Regions from separate parts of the Homo sapiens genome. Here regions 1 and 2 are each linked to region 3. Evidence: chromatin loops called from intact Hi-C (ENCODE). Cell type or tissue: heart right ventricle. All regions are shown on one strand. Each heading gives the region's core, and the rest is flanking DNA. Links, peaks and the distances in the headings are about the cores only.

Region 1 (5,993 bases), core at 736-5,735, 170 kb after region 3:
CCTGAGGAGAAGGTTATGGTGGGTTAAAAATTGGTCATCAGCCCCTTCCTCGTGGTTAGTTAGTGGAGACTGCAGTCTACTCTCTTTCACTGTTCGGGGACTGCTACCCTGCCTCCTTGGAGTCCGAGCTTCACTGGCACAAAGACCCTGAACCCAGCTGGAGCGTTTTCTCCTCACTTTGAGCCTCTGCAGCTGTCGCTCTCTACAAAGCTCTCAGATACCTTTCCCCTCCTTCTGTGACCCTGGAGAGATATTTTACATGGGAATTCAAGATTTTTCTCAGAGACAGGATGTGACGACTTCCTTGTTTTGTTCTATCCATCTTGGTTTCCATAGCCAAGGGCAGAGCAAACGGCATATATCTTAGGGTGGAAGATGGATAAATAATTCTGTCACACGTGCCCTGGCCTCTGGAGCTCAGCTGCCAGTCCACGTCTAGGGAATCTTAGCATCTGGGACCAAGACACTTTACAGCAATCATCACCCTTTGCAGAGGAGGTGAGCTCACCAGGACTCATCTGCCATTTCAGACCTTTTGCTGCTACCTGCCAGGTAAGTGGCTCATTCTCAACAGCTGCCTACACCTCCATCTTTCAGAAACGGCAATCAGAAAATGAAGGTGGGAGGCTTTGGGAAGGCGTACAATTAGTGGCACCATTTTATTATCCGAGCTTGGCCGCAGCATGGGATGTTTCGAGTGTGGCCAAGAGGAGATGTCCACGCCCGTTTAGGTGGGCCGCATCTCAGGAGGCAGGATCCTGATACATCCCATTGCCCCCACCAGACGAAAAAGATTTCAAGCCTCATTGCGGTTCCCTTCTTGGGGCAGTCCATCTTCCTTAGAGACTAAGAGGGTGGAAATCCTCTTGTGGACCTATCGAAATCAAACCAGCGCAGGCAGTGAGCACTAGCTGGGGTCTGCCGGGGGGAAGGGCATTGCAGGGGGTGTCGGGGAGGCCCGTGGGAGAGGGCCAAGGCCCCACTGACACCTGCGGACTTGCAGCTTGGGGAGTGGAGGACAGGAGACAGGCAAAATTCACCAGTTACACAGCTTACAGAAGTAGCAAAGCAAAGACTATACTTCAGGGATAATTTCTGTACTTTGTTACTAGAGAAGTTTTCCACTCTGGGACCCCACAGTCTCCGCAGACATATGCAGAGCAAAAAATACTTCCTGTGTTTGGGAGAGCAAGAGACATGGCATTTATTAATAACATGGATTTTCCTGCCAGGTTTCATAACGTGGTCATTTAAGTGTGAAATGTAGTCTTAAAATTATGTTAGAGAATCCCCAAGGTTTTGCTCTGCCCCCATGGAAACACTGGGATCGCTCAGGACGCCAACAGCTGCATAGCAGGCGAGGGACTCCTGTGGGAGGACGTGGCCTGTGGACACTGCCAGGTTCGGAGATGTCCTTGGGAGATTTACTATTTGTCAGGAAGATAGTGTTAAGTTCAGGCAAATAATTATATGTGTGGACAGAATCTGAAATTCACCAATAGAGTAAGTAAGAGTGAGAGATTGTGAATGTGTAATACAAATGGAAAAGCAGGTTTTATTTTGTTAAGTTATTCACCAGGGAACCAACTGAAGTTCCTTCTAATCCTCTTTTTCTCCATTCTTGCTTTGCTGAAAGTTGGAGAAAAGGACATGTGTAGAGAAAATGGGATGCTTCAGGGTGGCTCAGAGGACACCAATCCATAGTGATTCGCCTGAGTTTGTCAGGTGGAAGCAGTGATTTTTAAGAGTCACTGATTAAAAACAAACAGTCCTAAGTGTATTAGGGAGATGCCATTTATTTGTGAATCAAAAACTTTTCTCAGTCTCTTAAATTATGGTTTTCCTGTAATAAGAATGATTTATATTTTTAGTGAAAAGTTGTTTTCCTTTCAAATACAGACTTTTTAAAAAGACTTAGTTTGAGTAAGTACCTTTTCATTTGATGCTTTTCTTGTGCCTAACCTTAGGAAATCCAGAATAGTATTTGACAGAAATTATGTTTTCAACTTGCCTTTGACATCTGTCCCACTGCATTTTGCTTTAAAATTCTTTATTTAACAATAAATTATCTAAAAAAATAACAGTAGCAAAGCAAAAAGTACTCATCTTTAAAGACAGACTCGACGGAGGGACCGGAAATCAGAAAAACATCAGGGTTGTTTAGGAATTGCAGGTGCAGGAGGAGAGAACAGGAGTGGGGCGGGCTGGGGGCAATGAGAGAGCAAGAAGAAAAGAAAAATAAAAAGAGAAGGAGAAGAAAGAAATGGGCTTTTGCTGGGTGCAGGCAGTGACATTTCTCAGGACCCCTTATTTCTCCCTGTGCCTTCCGGAGGGAGCAGCCCAAGGCTCCTGGGAGGACAAGCAGCACGTGCCCGCCGGCAGAGCTCAGCTCCAGCTGGAGGACCCCTTTGTGGTCCTTGCGCACACTGGGTTTTCCTTCTTCCCCAAATATCCGACGCGTCCAGTCCCTTACTCCTTCCCCAGGCAAAACCTCCTCACCAGGAACAACCTGAAATCAATTTACACTGTAATCAAAATAGCAGAGGGTGGAAAGTGTTTCCTTCGAGGAGGGGACTTACGCTTCAAGTAAGGATTGAGCACCCTGGATCCTTAACTGAAGAGTGAGGTCAGAAAGGGCGGACGCACAGCAGCAAACGGGGAGGAGGGTGCTGTCCAGGAGCCGCTGACTTTTCCCTTCAGGAAGCTGCCAGACCATCTCTCTCTGCTAAAGGCTTTCAAGATGATACCCTTGAGTGTTGGGAGCAAAGGGACCAGGTACCTGTTCCTCCTGGCTCAGAAGATGCTCTTGACAAAGTCTTAGGGAGACCTCAGCTTTAAGTTGTTTTATCTGGCAGCGGGATTTTAAATTTTGTATTCATTAGTTGGCTGGTTGGCTGGTTTTGTGGCTGGCACCGTGTGAGCCGGTCGCTTCTTCAGTGCCTCTGTGTGATGGCAGGTTAGGGTGAGTGTTTGGTCTGTGGCCAGCTGGTTCCTGAGACGGTCATGGTTTTGGGTAACAGGAGTGACGGAAGGGTGTACCCAGACACACGACGTAGCTGGTGAGGAATCTGAATTCGAGAAGTGCAGAGCGAGGCTCTGGAACCAGACAGTGGGTGGAACCCCACCCCACCACTCACCCACTGTGTGCAGGAGCAAGTCACTCAGCTCCTGGGCCTCCGTTTCCTTATCTATAATTTGGACCTATTAGTAATAATAATAATAAAAATAATAATACTGAGGTATAGATAAGTGTTTGATAGATAGGAAGTACCCAATGCATGTTAGTTTTATTACTGTCAGCACGTGTGTGTGTGTGTATGTGTCTGTGTGTGTGCATCTGTGTGTGTGTCTATGTGTGTGTCTGTGTGTGTGTGCATGGGTGTGTCTGTGTGTGTGTGCATGTGTGTGTGTCTGTGTGTGTGTGTGTGTGTCTACAATCCTCCTCCCCTGAAGATTCCATGATGGGAATCACACGGGTGTATCACAACAGAGAACTGAGGTCCCTCTAGCACTTCCACGGTTCTGGAACATCCTGCCCCAATCCCCTGTCCCCAGGAGGTGGCAGCCTGCCCCCAGTCCAGGGAAATTGGAGTGAGTGCTCCTTCTGTGAGAAGGCCAGCTGTGGGACCTGTCTCGCGCCCCATTACCACCTTATGAGCAGACCTGTGTCACAACCTAACACAACCTCGACTAATTCCCCAGAACCCAACCCATCTGAATGGATGCATAAACACACCCTGAGCCCCTCTTGGTTTTGGAAGTTACTAGCTGAACACTGACGTGCCCCTCCTGGTTTTGCTGTCATGGAGCTCTAACCTGTGTCTAGAATCCAGAAGAAAAGACTGAAGTATAAAGGAAAAGAGAAGGGAACAGAAGAGAGGGTGAGAAGGTGCACAACCAGTGTAGACCCCTTTGCTGGAACCCTTCCTTGCCAGCTTCCCCACCTGTCGCAGAGAGGCTTCCACCAGTAGCCACAGAGGGTGAGAGTCTGGACTGTCCAGCCAGGGCCTGGACCCTGCCCGAGGCCTCTGCCCATGCTGGTTATTGTGTGAATCGTGTTCCAATAACTGAGAGGTGTCAACACGGCCCCGCTTCGGGGGGACCCCACCTCCTGTCCTTGAACCTTCTTGAAACACACCTGGAGCTGTCCCAACCTGTCCTCTGTTTGTCCCCTCAATTTTAGCTCTAGGAGACAGGGCCATCAGCCCATGCGCCTCACAGGCCACCCCTCTTCCCTTGTATTCCTGCCTGTCTGGGTGCCTCCTAGCCTAAGGGTCCCTGGGGAGCCTCTACCACCTCATTAACTCACCCTGCACACCTCCTCTGATCCTTCTGCCTCTGCATGGCCCAGCAGCTTTGAAAGTCCTTCCTTCACACCTGCTGATGGTGTTGCTGACAGTGTGGCCAGTGCCCTGTGGCCACAGGACACCGGAAACACCTGCCATGCCAAGGTCTCGGAAGAAAAGCCAAGCCGTGGGGGCCGACGGGGAGACAGAGAGGGTTGGAGAGAGGAGCCCACCGTGGCCTTCCAACAAGGGCACTGTGATGAAGTGAAAGGCAAGGGGTGCAGTCCCAGGACGAAGACAGTGCGTGGGCGTTGGGAAGGCAGGGGGAAGGGAGGTGCTGACTTTGATTTCAAGAGCTCCTAGCAACCCATGGGAGTGGGCATTGGTTTCTTCCATGGTTCAGGCAGAGATTTCGGTCCAGCCAATGACAGAATCTGCCTAAAATCTTGCAGAACTAAATGCAAGAGAAATATGGAGAGTTTTGTGTATCTCCAGAGACTCATTGGCAGCAGCACACTCTCTGGCCGTGAGTCATTAGTGGGTCCCAAGGGAGCAGAGCATCAGGAGTGAGGGGGTAGCCCTTGTCTGGGCCAGGTCTGGGCCTCCTGGGTCATAGATGAGGAAGGGGTGGCTAGATGGGATGACTCCATCACTGTAGCCCCGAAGATGCTATCGACACAGAGACAGTTACCAGCTGGCCTCCTGAAGGCACAACTTGAGGTCCCAGGCCTGGAGGAGAGTGTCCTAGGATGTCGTTGGGGCTGGCAGGCAGCCACCTGCATGCACTCCACTTCTGAGAGAGCAGAACTCTGTGTTTGTTCCTCTGTTTTGCGGACTCGATGTTCCAGACCAAAGGGAAGTGGGACGAAGGTTGGGTTGGTGGTGGTGAGGCAGGAAGAATGAAAATGCATCTGAGATCTTCAGAGATTGCCCTTTGTTTGAGGAAAGTCGCTAAGCCCAGAAAAGGGGGGGCGCTGAGCCCCCACACATTGTGTGGCTCTATTCCTGGCTCTAAACAATAAGCAGCACAGAAGCTGCTTCCTCTGGGATCCTTCAGCCTCGTCCCCTTGCAGCTCTGTGAACCTGGGCAAGGCCACGGATGCCATTAACAGTGTCCCCTGGGAAAATTAGAAGCAGCTCTCCCCTCTGGCCATGGAAGAAGCCAAGCGCTGAGGCTTGTAAGGAATTTGAGAACTAGACAAAAATAACTGAGGCCACAACAGACTTCAGGTCTGATGGAGTGAGTTCCAGCTCCCCCTACCTTTGCACGTCGCTCCAGCACCCCTTTGTCCCTCTCCAGGTGGCCCCCACTGCTGACGAGAGATGGTGGACCTCTCAGTCTCCCCAGACTCCTTGAAGCCAGTATCGCTGACCAGCAGTCTTGTCTTCCTCATGCACCTCCTCCTCCTTCAGCCTGGGGAGCCGAGCTCAGGTATTGTGTCTGCAGCCTAGCTGGCCAGGATGTGAACGCCACCCCTCCTGCCAGGTGCTCCCCAGGGCTACGATCTTAGCACAGTACCAGGGCGTGCCAGACGCTAAAATACAAAAAAGACTTCCATCCTGGTTGTTAAAGAGCCACTACCCCGAGCATTACCCAGCCTGTAGTGATGTTCCTCCACCATCTCCCCAGCCCCCGACACCTCCTCCACCATCTCTCCAGCCCTCAACACCTCCTCCACCATCTCCCCAGCCTGTAGTGTTCCTCCA
Region 2 (5,993 bases), core at 579-5,578, 180 kb after region 3:
CTCCGATACCTCCAATATGAAAAAAGCATATGTATGAGTTTAATCTTTGTAAAGCTTTTTAAAAACAATTGCAAAATAGTGGAAACCACCTAAATGTCCAAGCATAAAAGCTGAGTATGCTCTATCCACCCAATGGAGTAATCTGTATTATGCATCTGAAACAATGATGAGGTGGTCTCTGAATGGATGCAGAGTGATTTCTAGTATTGTTAAGAGAGAAAAGTAAGATGCAAGGTTCGATAACATACACTTGCTTTGTAAGAAAGAAGGAGAAACATTGCAAAAGGGAACATAGGAAGGATAAACTAGAAGCTGATGAGATTGGCCGCTGAGGGTGAGGTGTGATGACGGGAAGGATGGCGCTTTTTTCCTGATACACATTTCTGTACAGCATTGGCATTTATGCCACATTAATGTTTTGCATACTCAAAATATAATGCTAGTTCCACAAGGATGGAGAGATAAGGGAGTGTGTATAATGCAGGCACTAGAGCTCTGGGGGAATTCAAGAGAAGGAGAAGAGTCACAACTCTAATTATTAGAATTTAGGGTGCTGCTATTCTTCATTCTAGGGAAACTGTCCCTTGCCTAACATGATTAAATGCCAGGAGCCCTTCCCCACCCAATGACCCCCTTCACATTTCCAAATGTCCCTCAGGGGCATTACTGTCCCCACATGCTACCACTGATTTAGACTGTCATTTCCCGTCCATGGGCGGGGAGCGCCAAGCCCACACACGTCTTAATAGCAGTCACACTTCATGATGCTTTATGGTGACTGCAAATGCTGAACAGTGGCAGGAATGTTATGCGTGATTTCTCAGAAGAAGCCTGACCTTTCCCACTCCTCCTGCCTCCACCAGGGCTGGGCTCAGACCCTCACCTCTCCCTTGAGGGCTTCAAGGAAGGAGGCATTCAGCTGAGGCTCAGATCCAGTGGCTGGTACCCCAAGCCTAAGGTTCAGTGGAGAGACCACCAGGGACAGTGCCTGCCTCCAGAGTTTGAAGCCATCGTCTGGGATGCCCAGGACCTGTTCAGTCTGGAAACATCTGTGGTTGTCCGAGCGGGAGCCCTCAGCAATGTGTCCGTCTCCATCCAGAATCTCCTCTTGAGCCAGAAGAAAGAGTTGGTGGTCCAGATAGCAGGTCAGTGGCTGTTAGCTCACACCCATCTTCCTAGTCCTCATGTGTACATACACATTGGCCCAAAGGCAGTCTATAAAGACACAATGGTACTGCGCCTGTCTGCATATAGGGTGTGTTGGCCTTGACACCTGAAAAGTCAGCACCTTGGATATTAGGAACACACTAAGAACGCTACTGAGAACCCAAACAGTCAGTGAGAGAGGCCCCAGAGAGCCCGCCTTTCTGTGCCTAAGGCCATACACTAAAACCCATCAACTCTGCTCATCAGAGGCATCATGGGAGCCAATAGATTCGTAATGCTGTCTCTCAAACAGTATGTATTGAGTTTCCACAACGTGACCCCAGTCCCTACCCTCAGGTCCCCATGCCAGTGGGGGATACAGACAATAAGCAAAAGAAGTGCATCCTGTCACATCACGTTAGAAGGTGGTAGGTGCAGCCGGGTGCAGTGGCTCACGCCTGTAATCCCAGCACTTTGGGAGGCCAAGGCGGGTGGATCATGAGGTCAGGAGTTCAAGACCAGCCTGGCCAAGATGGTGAATCCCCATCTCTACTAAAATTACAAAAATTAGCCCGGCATAGTGGCAGGCGCCTGTAATCCCAGCTACTCGGGAGGCTGAGGCAGGAGAATCGCTTGAACCGGGGGGCAGAGGTTGCAGTGAGCCGAGATCTGCACTCCAGCCTGGGCAACAGAGCGAGAATCCGTCTCAAAAAAAAAACAAAAAAAAAAAAAACAAGAAGAAGGTGGTAGGTGCCGTAGAGAAAAATGAAGCAGGCTGAAAGCAGTGAGGCATGTCCACAGATTACAAAAGGCACGTCCAGGAAGTGGGCGTGTAGGCAGTGAGCTGAAGGCAAGGTCATTATTAAAGTCTTATTATGAGGCAGCCACTGAAGGGTTTCAAGTTCATGGTTCTAATTGTTTTACATTTTAAGGACAAACCCAACATACGGGCCACTTTTCACACGAGTCCAAATCAAAAGCTATTTTATTATAACAGAAAAAAACTCCCCCTTTGATATAGTCAGTCAGATACAAGCCAATGCACACATGTTCTCAAGATAAATGATAACTTGTCTGCAAGTAGGAGGACCTGGCAACACCGCTTACCACAGCAGTTCTAAATTCCGTGGGAATTGGGATGGCCATCTGTGTGAGCCAACTGTCTTTAACCAAAGGAAAAATCAAGCATGTGATACGTCTAGGGCATACAACTTGGAGCCACGCAGCTAAGCTAAACTCCCATGAGACAGGGATCTCCACGGCAGTGCTCTCTCTTTTATGTTTACATTTCAAACAAGTGGCCCTTAAGGAAAACATTATTGGGTTGTAAAGAAAGAACTGATATATTTTCTAAGGAAAATGAACTAAGAGAGGGGAAGAGGAAAGAGTCTCTCTTTTTGCACCAGGAAAAACCCAATATTTTCTTTTTAGCTTTTAATATAAATCTTAATTTATATTATTGATATTTATTATGAAACAAGTTTATATAAAAATTTTTAGATGGGTAAATGTTTGCATGCGCGGACCCCTCTACAGAGGGCGTGACTCACATGGATACCTTTGGGAAGGCATTCTGGTGGCGGGAAGGGCAAAGCCAGGGGCCTGAGAGGGAAACTGCCGGCTGCTGGCAGAACAGCGAGGAGGCCAGAGGGTCGAGGGGGAGGGTCACAGGTCAGAGAGACAGTCCGCCCTGAGCCCTTGCCCTTGACCCCAGGCCATTGCTTCAGACACCATCTGTTGTGAGGACCAATCCATTGTGACCCAGTGTTTTTGTACCATACAATAAAAATGCACTGCTAGAAAAACAAAATTAAAAACCACAGTCCACTGATGTCACTTATAAGCCAGACACACAGAACAAATGCCGTCTGATTCCACGGATGTGGGATTACCTAGAGGAGTCAAGTCCACAGGGATGGAGAGTATACGGAGGGCGCCAGGGGCTTGGGCGTGGGAAGAGGAATTACTGTTTAATAAGTACAGAGTTTCAGTTTTGAAAGATGAAGAAACTTCTGGAGATGGGCGGGGGTGATGGTTGCACACGACATGGTGAATGCACTTAATGCCCCTGAACTGTACACTTAAAAATGGTTAAGATGGGAAAGGTTGTTACGTATATTTTACTACAATAAAAAGAACATTTTTTAAAGATCTGAGATAAAAGCACCATTTTCTAATAACTAGATGACACAGACAGAAAGTTACTCTATTCAACCGCCACAGGGTTTGCGAAGGGCCGGTGGGTTCTGCGCGTCCCTGCGCCGCTGGTGCTGTCGGCGCTGCCCCCGGCCACGTCCTGCCTGCGGGCGGGTCCTCCCTGGGGAGCCGGGAGGGACGTGGGAGCTGCGAGGCCGCGCGCACGTGGTTCGGTTCTCACTTCTTCCAAAAGCGTGGTAAGAACCGAGGGAGAAGCCGGATGTTTGCAAACAAGCGAGGAGACGACTTGCGGACCAGACGGCGCGGGTGCGAGCAGGAGCTCCCCGGACATCCGCCGCCAGCCAAGCCCCTGGGACCCTCCCGCCTGCGGACGCGGGGCGAGGGCGGGAAGACGCGGGGCGAGGGCGGCGCTGCGGCCGCAGAAGCCTCGAGCCGGGCTGGGGCGCGGTTCCCTCCCGCACGCCCCGCGGCGCGCCCCCGCCCCCTCCGCCGCGCGCGCCCCCGCCCCCTCCGCCGCGCGCGCTCCCGCTCCACGCCCGTTTCCCAGGCGGCTGCGGTGGCGCCCGGAGAAGGTCCCGCGGGAGGTTTCCCGGCACGCGGCGGGCAGGCCGGTCTCGCCTCTCGGTGCTCAGCGGCGCCTGGACCGACACGGCCCCCGCGGGTGTTTTCCAGACGTGTTCGTACCCGGAGCCTCTGCGTGGAAGAGCGCGTTCGTCGCGACCCTGCCGCTGCTGTTGGTCCTCGCGGCGCTGGCGCTGGGCGTCCTCCGGAAGCAGCGGAGAAGCCGAGGTACCGGCGCGGGCGGCGGGGCGGGGAGGGGCACCGGCCGGTGCTGAACCCCGGGGCCGCGGAGGCGCCTCCCCCCAGGACGCGGCGCGGGAAGGCGGCCTGGAAGGGGCGGGGGCGCGCACTCAGCCCTCTCCGCTCCCGTTTCCCTTCAGAAAAGCTGAGGAAGCAGGCGGAGAAGAGACAAGGTGAGCGGGGACAGGGCGTTCTGCACGCACCTGCCCAAGTGCCAAAACCCGCCGTCATCTAAAGGCTGTGGGTCCCGTTACGAGGGTTTATTCCAGCGCGAGGTGTCAGGGCGGCCACCGGGGAACGGGGATCGGTGACCCCGGTGGGGAAGGGGGAAGATCGTTCATATGGACAAAAGCGGAGGTGCGGAACGGCTGCATTTTCCACGGAGGCTAGTGCACAGATGTCAGGGTTGACCGGCTGCTGTCGTTACGCCCTCGGAGCTTCACATCACACTGTACAGAGGGAGCGGTGACCAGGGTCTCTGCTGCCAGCGCCACCTCGTCCAGGTTTTCATAGCGCACAGGGAGTCGGGCGGATGCGCAACATCTCCGCACAGGGTCAGGAAGCGGCGGTCAGGCACCGAGAAAACAGCCCAGTTACGTGAGGCAGTGTCCGGGGCTTAACGTTTCCGCCGAGCTAATAGATTTGGGAGGCTCCGACCCTGATTTTCACACTAGCAGGAGGGAGGGCGCTGGGTCACCCTCCTATGCAGAAGGGCAGCCAAGGGTGCGCACTTCCCCATCCCCTGCCTGGAGCCTCACTTCCAGCCCAGCCTGGGCCCGCAGACCACCGCGGGTGGGAGTGCCGCATCGGAGGTGAGGCCTCAGTGTTCACCCATCTGTTCTGTCTGCCTCATTCCCCAACCTGAGAGTCTTTCCCCTTTTCTTCATCTTTTTTTTTTTTTTTTCTCTAGAGAAACTCACTGCAGAGCTGGGTAAGTTCTGGGTGCGGGGCCACAGTGCTGCCTGTCAGCCGGACCCTGTGCCTGTGCAGTGGGAGGAGGGGCTCCCTTTGGACAGCGGCTGGCAACTATCTAATTCTAAACCATCCCTGTGAGCCTCCACCTCTTCCCTTGCTAAGGGGCTGAAAGGATGGCTGCCTGCCACCGTGCAGCTGCCCGAGACCCTCTGCACAGACCCTGCCAGCTCCTCCCCTGCAAATTAGACAATTCAGTTAAAATTCATCATAAAACGTTTACTGTCTCCGGTTCATCTTCTTAAAATATCCTTTTCTTTTTAATGCAAATGGCACTAGGAAGGGTGGCACCTTTAATTTGCACCAAAATGGAAATAATTTCTCAGATCCACTTTTCTCCCCAGAGGGACTCAGAGACGTGAAACCATGGGATGTGTCTCTGTAGAGAGGAAGAGAGAGTGAACCCAAGGGAGGGGGAATGGAGGAAAAGGCCATCATGGTGTTGGGGTTGGGGGGGCAATTCAGATGAAACTGTAAGGTTGGGAAAGCTTGTCTGGCAGTCTACCTCGCCCTTCAAGGGGAATGAGAAAAACATAGCCCTAATAAGTCATTAAGGCTATAGTCTGAATTGTAAGTCATAACACTATAGCATGAATGCCTCTCCCAGGAGCATTTACTTTTGAAAGAGCTTGACATTGGGTGGACAGATCAAAGGAATGCATTTTTAGTAGCAAAATGTTGGAGTCCTTGGTAATTATTTGGGGAAATAATTGGGTGTGATGTCCTTCCAGTCCTTCAGATAACGCACCCGGTGAGTGACCGTGAGGCTCACGTAGGCGGCCCTCAGTGCCTGCACTTAGGCGGGAGCTCCGCCCCAGGAAGCTTGTGATTTCAGGCAGAAGGAACAACCCCAACCCTGGGAAGAGGCCTGTCAGTACTAAGATCTGGTATCCCTTCTAGGCTGTGTGCAGATTTCC
Region 3 (5,993 bases), core at 269-5,268:
AAAACCTGAACAACCCAGTGGAAAAATGGGCTCACAGGAAAGCTTATACAAATGATTCAAAATAAAAAAGAATGCAAGCCCAAACTACATGGAAATACAATTTTTCTCTTATTAGAATGGCAAAGATCCTGAGTTTGATCCACGCTGTGGTGGTGACAGCATGGTGGGGAAAGCACTCTTCCCCGCTGGTGGGGTGTTGACGGACCTCACCTCCAGGGAAGGCAGCGTGCGGTGTGGATGGACGTGCACGTACTCTTTGCCGCAGCAATTCTCCTCTACGAGTCTACCCTGCTGGTATAGTCACACACTCATGAAATGGTGTGTGAAAAGGTTATTCACAATAGTGTGTCTAAAGTAAAAGATGGAGAAAACCTAAAGGTCCAAACTAAAGACGTGATTACATAAATTATTGTACATTCACGTGTATTAGTTTTCCAGGGCTGCTGTAAGAAAGTACCCCACACAATGTGGCTTAAATAGGAACAAGTTATTGTCTCACAGTTTTGGAGGCTAGATGTCTGAGATCAAGGTGTCAGCAAGTTTGGTTCCTTCTGAGGCTGTGAGGGAGAATCGGTTCCACGTTTTGTACCTAGCTGCTGGTGGTTTGATGGAAATCCTTGGTGTTCCTTTGGACGGAGACCACCACTTCTCCTGTTGTCCTTCCCAGCTTCTCCCCAACCTCCCCTTTTCCCTAGTTTATAAGACAGGAGAAAAGGGAGAAAGCACAGAGTTGGAAAGAAACAGAAGATAGCGAGACGACCTTGGCGCCACCACCTGGCCCTGGTGGTTAAAATAATAATAATAATAATAATAATAATAATAATAATAATAACCCCTGACCAAAACTACTGGTGTTATCTGTAAACTCCAGACATTGTGTGAGAAAGCACTGTAAAACTTTTTGTTCTGTTAGCTGATGTGTGTAGCCCCCAGTCACGTTCCTCACGCTTACTTGATCTATTATGACCCTTTCACGTGAACCCCTTAGAGTTGTAAGCCCTTAAAAGGGCTAGGAATTTCTTTTTCGGGGAGCTCGGCTCTTAAGACGTGAGTCTGCCGATGCTCCCGGCCGAATAAAAACCTCTTCCTTCTTTAATCCGGTGTCTGAGGAGTTTTGTCTGCGACTTGTCCTGCTACACTTGGCTTGTGGACACAGCACCCAGTCTCTGCCTTTACCATCACACACAGCCTTCTCACTGCATGCATGCCTGTGTGCAAATTTCTCCCTTTTTTAAGGAGACCAGTTATATCGGATTAGGGCCCTAAACTACTCACTCCAGCATGACCTCGGCTTAACTAAATACATCTGCAATGACTCTGTTTCCAAATAAGGTCACATTAGGAAGTATCTGGGGTTAGGACTTCAACATACGAATTTTGGGGGAACACAGTTCAACCCATAACAGCATGCAATGTACTACTTTCAGCCATAAAAAAGGAAGAGGGGCCTCTTTATAAAATGGTATGGGAAAATCTCCAAGATGCATGTGAAATAAAGAAATCAATGTGCCAAGCTATGTTATAATTTGCATAAGAAAGGGTGAAATGAATGTGTACATATTTGTGTATGTTCATAAAAATGTTCCTGAAAGTTCACACCAGAAACCACTAACCGGGGCTGTCGGTGAGGAGGCACCTGGGTGGCTGGAAGAGAAGGGTGGGAAGGAGAATTTTCAGTGCATATCGTCTTTATACTCCTGCATTTTGAACCACGAGAATATAGTATTTATTCAAAAATTATATGTAAACATAAATAATCCTAAATTGCATCAGATTGCTAAACTACTACTTCAAGAAGGAGTATTTCAATTTATAAAGTTTCCAACTATAAGTAAAAGCTCTTTACTCACTCACCTCCCCAGGATTGGGTTGTGGCAGGTTTGTTTTTTCTCTAAATTTGTAGGCAGCAAATAGTGTCTGGTTGTTTAATTTTCTTTACCCTTCTATCATGTGTGTCACCCAATTGAGCCATCTCTCCCAGGGACTGCCTGTCCTGTCCTTACATCAAGTCTTTCGGTACCTTTTGTAGAGTTTGTGTCCATTGTGGGAACACATTCTTTATTAAAGAAGTTCACCTTTTGAATTGGCCATCAATTGCTGTTCTCTTTCCTGCTTGCCCTTTAACACCAACAATTTCCTTTCATCCCTCAAGCTTTACATGGATGTGTAAAATCTGTGTGGCAGGTGGCGCTGTTGAGCTGGAAGGGACCGTGGGATGAATCTGGAGAAACCTGTTACCAGAGGCTCTTAAGGGATAACCCACAGTCCCTGGGAAAAGGTCTAGAAGGAGCAAGCAGCCTCCTACTGTTATCATTTCTGGGTCCTGTGGAAAGGGAGATGTCTGTGTCAGGAGTTCTGACTGACACTTACATCTAAAATGATAATCAACAACAGCGAGAAATTTTATGGGGCTTATTTTGTGCCAAGCACTCTTCTAAATGCTTTATATATATAGATACATTGAATCTTCTCAACAGCCCTTTGATGAAGGCACTGTGTGTGTGTGTGTGTGTGTGTGTATATATATATATATATATATATATATATATATATATATATGCACATACATATACCTGTTCTACAGAAGGGGAAACAGAGAGGGAAAGCAAATTGTCCCAGGACACACAGCTGGTAGTTTTGAGGCTGTGATCTTTGACATCTTTGAAATGCTCTGGCCTGGGCACCTGCTGGTTCAAGCCCAGCTGCTTGTTCTCCTCCTGTAGATATATTCATCTCTGGTTGTTGTTCACAAGCCACAGAGTGCCAAGACCAAACAGGAGGCTGTTAGGACACCACCCTTACAAGCCTCTGCCAACTTGGCAGGAGGAGGAAATTTTTGTTTTAAAAGAAAGAGAACTGGATGTCCTCTTGTACACATGGATTAACTCACAGTTTCATAAGACCTTGGGAAAGGAGAAAATCAAAGGAGCTGTCTTTCCCTAATTTGGACGGAGAGTTGGTGAAAAATGGCACCTGCTCCAAGGTATTTTCTTGAATCTGTGTTGGGCTCTGGGTTTCTTATGGGACTGGGCAGTTGTGTAATCTTTGGTCTCTGCTCCCTCATCTGGAATATAGGTAATAATAATACCTACTTCACAGAGTTGTGAAAATTAAATTAGCATATGTAAGGCACTTAGAACATACATATTGATATATTGAATCTTGTCAATAACCCATTGATGACAGCACTGCATACATCCCCATTTTACAGATGGGGGAACAGAGAGGGTAAGAAAACTGTCCCAGGACTCACAGCTGGGCAGTCTTGAGGCTCAGATCTTATGACGCCATACAGTATGCACTATCTGAGTTTTCATGATTGGTGTTGCTGTGGTCACACTCCCGGAGGTACCGTGTCTTCCTGAGGGGAGTGGATCACCTTTCTCTATCTCCCTGGGAAGCGGAAGATGTTGGGGCGGGATCTGAGGACTTGAAAAGTGCAGCCTTAGCTGGGTCAGTGGTTGACCCCTCCCTCTCTCTGGGTCTGGCTGTGTCGGAGTCCAGAGAAACACTGAGGGAGCAGGTCAGGAGCTGGCAGGGAGTGCCCCGTAGGGGCCCCACGGGACTGCCCAGGGTCTGTGGGTGTGGAAGGTAGCCTGTGGCAGGTTATTCTCCGAACAATAGCTCTTCTGAAGCATGATGGTCTGGTTGTGACTGGACTAAGGGAAAATTACAAGAAAGGCTTACGTTCATATCTGCCTGTGTGGTGCGCACCAGGGTCCCGAGTACAAAGCACTGTTACTAAACTGGAGGTGACAGCAGTGTAGACACACACAATCTGGACTGGCCCTGGAGGACACATGGAATACCTCAAAGACCCAGCAATGCTAGAAAAGCGCAATGGTGTAGTCAGCATAGTTAGACGAGGTTGCAGTAACAAATACACCCTCCCTCCCGGTGGCCTAAGACAAGAAGGTTTATTTGTTCTTCACGTAAACTTCATTGTAAGTCAGTTTGCTCTCTTCTGTCTTGCAGCCATAATATCTGGAATGTGTGGCCTTCAGAATTGCCACTGTAGAGAAGAGAAGGCTGGAAGACCCCATGGGATGCTTTAAGGGCTAGGCCCAGAAGTGCAATTACGTCATTTACAACCACCTCTCTTTGGCCAGAACCAGGTCACACAGCTCCGTTCTAACTGCAAAGGAGGCCAGGGCTTAGAAGATCTCGTGGATATTTGGTGAATACTGGCAGTCTTGCCATAGTCAGGAAACTTCAAAAAGGGGAAAAGATGCCCTATGGCCACACTCCACTCTGGCCCACAAGCTGGCATCATCCAATGACGTGGCCGATGTGGCCTCATTTGTTGCGTGGGCTGGCAAAACCCATATTCAGGTTATACAGGAATCCTTCATTAAAGTTTAGAGGTCCTTTCTCCTCCAAGGCCCAGTTCTGTTTTTTTTAAAATTAATTTTAAAATATTTTTCCCTTTGATCTTTTAATTAATGAACTATTACCATATAACAAATTGCCCCCAAAACTCGGTGGCTTAAAACAACAAACATTTATTATTTCACAGTTTATGTGGGCCAGGAATTTGAATGCATATTAACTGAGTGGCTCTGATTCAAGGTCTTTGACGAGGCTGTACTGAAGGTGTGGACTGGGGTTGCAGTCATTTGGAGAAATAGCCCAGTTGGAGTTGGAGGATTTGCTTCCAAATTGGCTCGTTCCCGTGGCTGCTGGTGGGAGGCCTCAGTTTCTCATAGTACAGGTCCCTCCACAGGCCTGCTTGAGTGTCCTCATGGCATGACAAGTGATCCAAGAGAGAGGGTGACACTGGACCATGGCGCTTTTTATGCCCTGGTCTCTGAAGGTGCACACCGTCGCTTTTGCCGTATGTTACTCCAGTAGAAGCAAATCACTAAGTCCATCCCACACTCAAGGAAAGGACCTAAACTCCAACTCTTCAAAGCAGGAATATAAAAGAATTTCTGGAAATATTTTCAAACTACAACAGTCTCCCTTGAATTTATTTTGGAACATGAGTTTCCATTCCCTACGAAGAACTGATTGCCCCATTACCATTTACTCATTTAACTTCCCCATTGAACTAATTTATCGTATTAAATCATTATCTAGAAAAGGGCTTGTCATGGGCCACCTATTTAGTTACATTGACCTGTCTGGCTATTGTCATGTCCAAGTACATTTAAATTTTTCAGAGGTCATAAAACTTTAAGCCAGACCACAAGCTCCCTAGTAGCACAGCCTGTAGACATATAAGGGATTATACTATGTTGTATTAAGTGCAGGGTCTTAGCACACTATGAAGTGTACATATGAAGTTGTACTGCCCTTGAGGGCAGTAGCAACTCGACTGACAGAGGCTCTGCCCGAAGCCAGGCAGTGATCATGCTGAAGGTCAGGCCAACGAGGGTGTGTGTGTGTGTGTGTGTGTGTGTGGTGGGAGTGGGAGGGTGCTGGGGTACCAAGAATGGCAGCTGAACTGCATCTTTTGTTAGAGATCCGAAACTCTCAGCTTGCGGGACTTTACTTCACAGGCGTAAGCACAATCTGATGGAAAATTTGAATCCTGAAAACGTGATATTTCATCTGTATCTCATAGACATGGCACCTGGCACCGTCCCAGACAGGGCACATCATGGGGCACTTGGTTAGTGGATGGGTTGTCAGGTCAGGGAGGCGACACAGGATCACCTGAGCACATCCAGGACACCTGCCAGGACCAGCCGTGTGAGGCTTTCGACTGTGGCGGGGGCACCTGCTGTGCTGAATGGCTGGTTTGTCTCTGGGATTTGGGTAGAAAACAGAGCCACCAAGGTGGATGCTCAGTTTCAAGACCTCCACCCTCCACTGGGGGAAGTTTCAATTCAGCTGTGGCCATGGGGTCCACAGCAAGACACCCTCCCACCCCATGAGACACAGAAAGAGGAAGAAGGCTGCTATACGGGAATTAAAATATAAAGCTCCAGGCATAATACAGAGAATCAGCTCCTGATAAAGTAAGCCAAGAGACTGTCTCTACACACGTG

Evidence for each region. A loop is a pair of places that touch in the nucleus more often than their neighbours do. Peaks named below come from ENCODE experiments on the same cell type or tissue, not always from the same donor. Only the 100,000 strongest peaks of a DNase experiment are listed, where the experiment ranks them.
Region 1: it touches region 3 in a loop (3-fold over the local background); 26 of 110 quality-filtered maps call a loop at or near these places.
Region 2: it touches region 3 in a loop (2.6-fold over the local background); 20 of 110 quality-filtered maps call a loop at or near these places.

Annotation. Positions count from the first base shown.
Region 1 is chr5:181,039,881-181,045,873 of GRCh38, forward strand. It overlaps BTNL9 (butyrophilin like 9), which reads left to right and starts at 386. Exons shown (of 11, transcript NM_152547.5): 1 at 386-552; 2 at 5,587-5,718. The coding sequence starts at 5,610. MIR8089 (microRNA 8089) reads right to left here and starts at 3,604; the gene lies at 3,523-3,604. In heart right ventricle, for the core only: CTCF peaks have their summits at 3,558 (motif pointing right) and 5,528; DNase peaks (open chromatin) are centred at 3,549 and 5,131; H3K4me3 peaks cover 5,000 bases; H3K27ac peaks cover 4,844 bases; H3K27me3 peaks cover 777 bases.
Region 2 is chr5:181,049,225-181,055,217 of GRCh38, forward strand. BTNL9 (butyrophilin like 9) reads left to right here. Exons shown (of 11, transcript NM_152547.5): 4 at 864-1,145; 5 at 3,976-4,092; 6 at 4,245-4,277; 7 at 5,015-5,035. Among named protein-coding and RNA genes, the nearest start is that of MIR8089, 8.7 kb to the left of the region's middle. RefSeq lists an enhancer at 4,186-4,750. In heart right ventricle, for the core only: no CTCF peak of the experiment used is centred there; a DNase peak (open chromatin) is centred at 3,484; H3K4me3 peaks cover 3,366 bases; H3K27ac peaks cover 5,000 bases; H3K27me3 peaks cover 4,742 bases.
Region 3 is chr5:180,866,987-180,872,979 of GRCh38, forward strand. It overlaps LOC124901155 (a long non-coding RNA gene), which reads left to right and starts at 2,788. Exons shown (of 2, transcript XR_007059089.1): 1 at 2,788-2,983; 2 at 3,976-4,380. In heart right ventricle, for the core only: a CTCF peak has its summit at 2,188; a DNase peak (open chromatin) is centred at 2,185.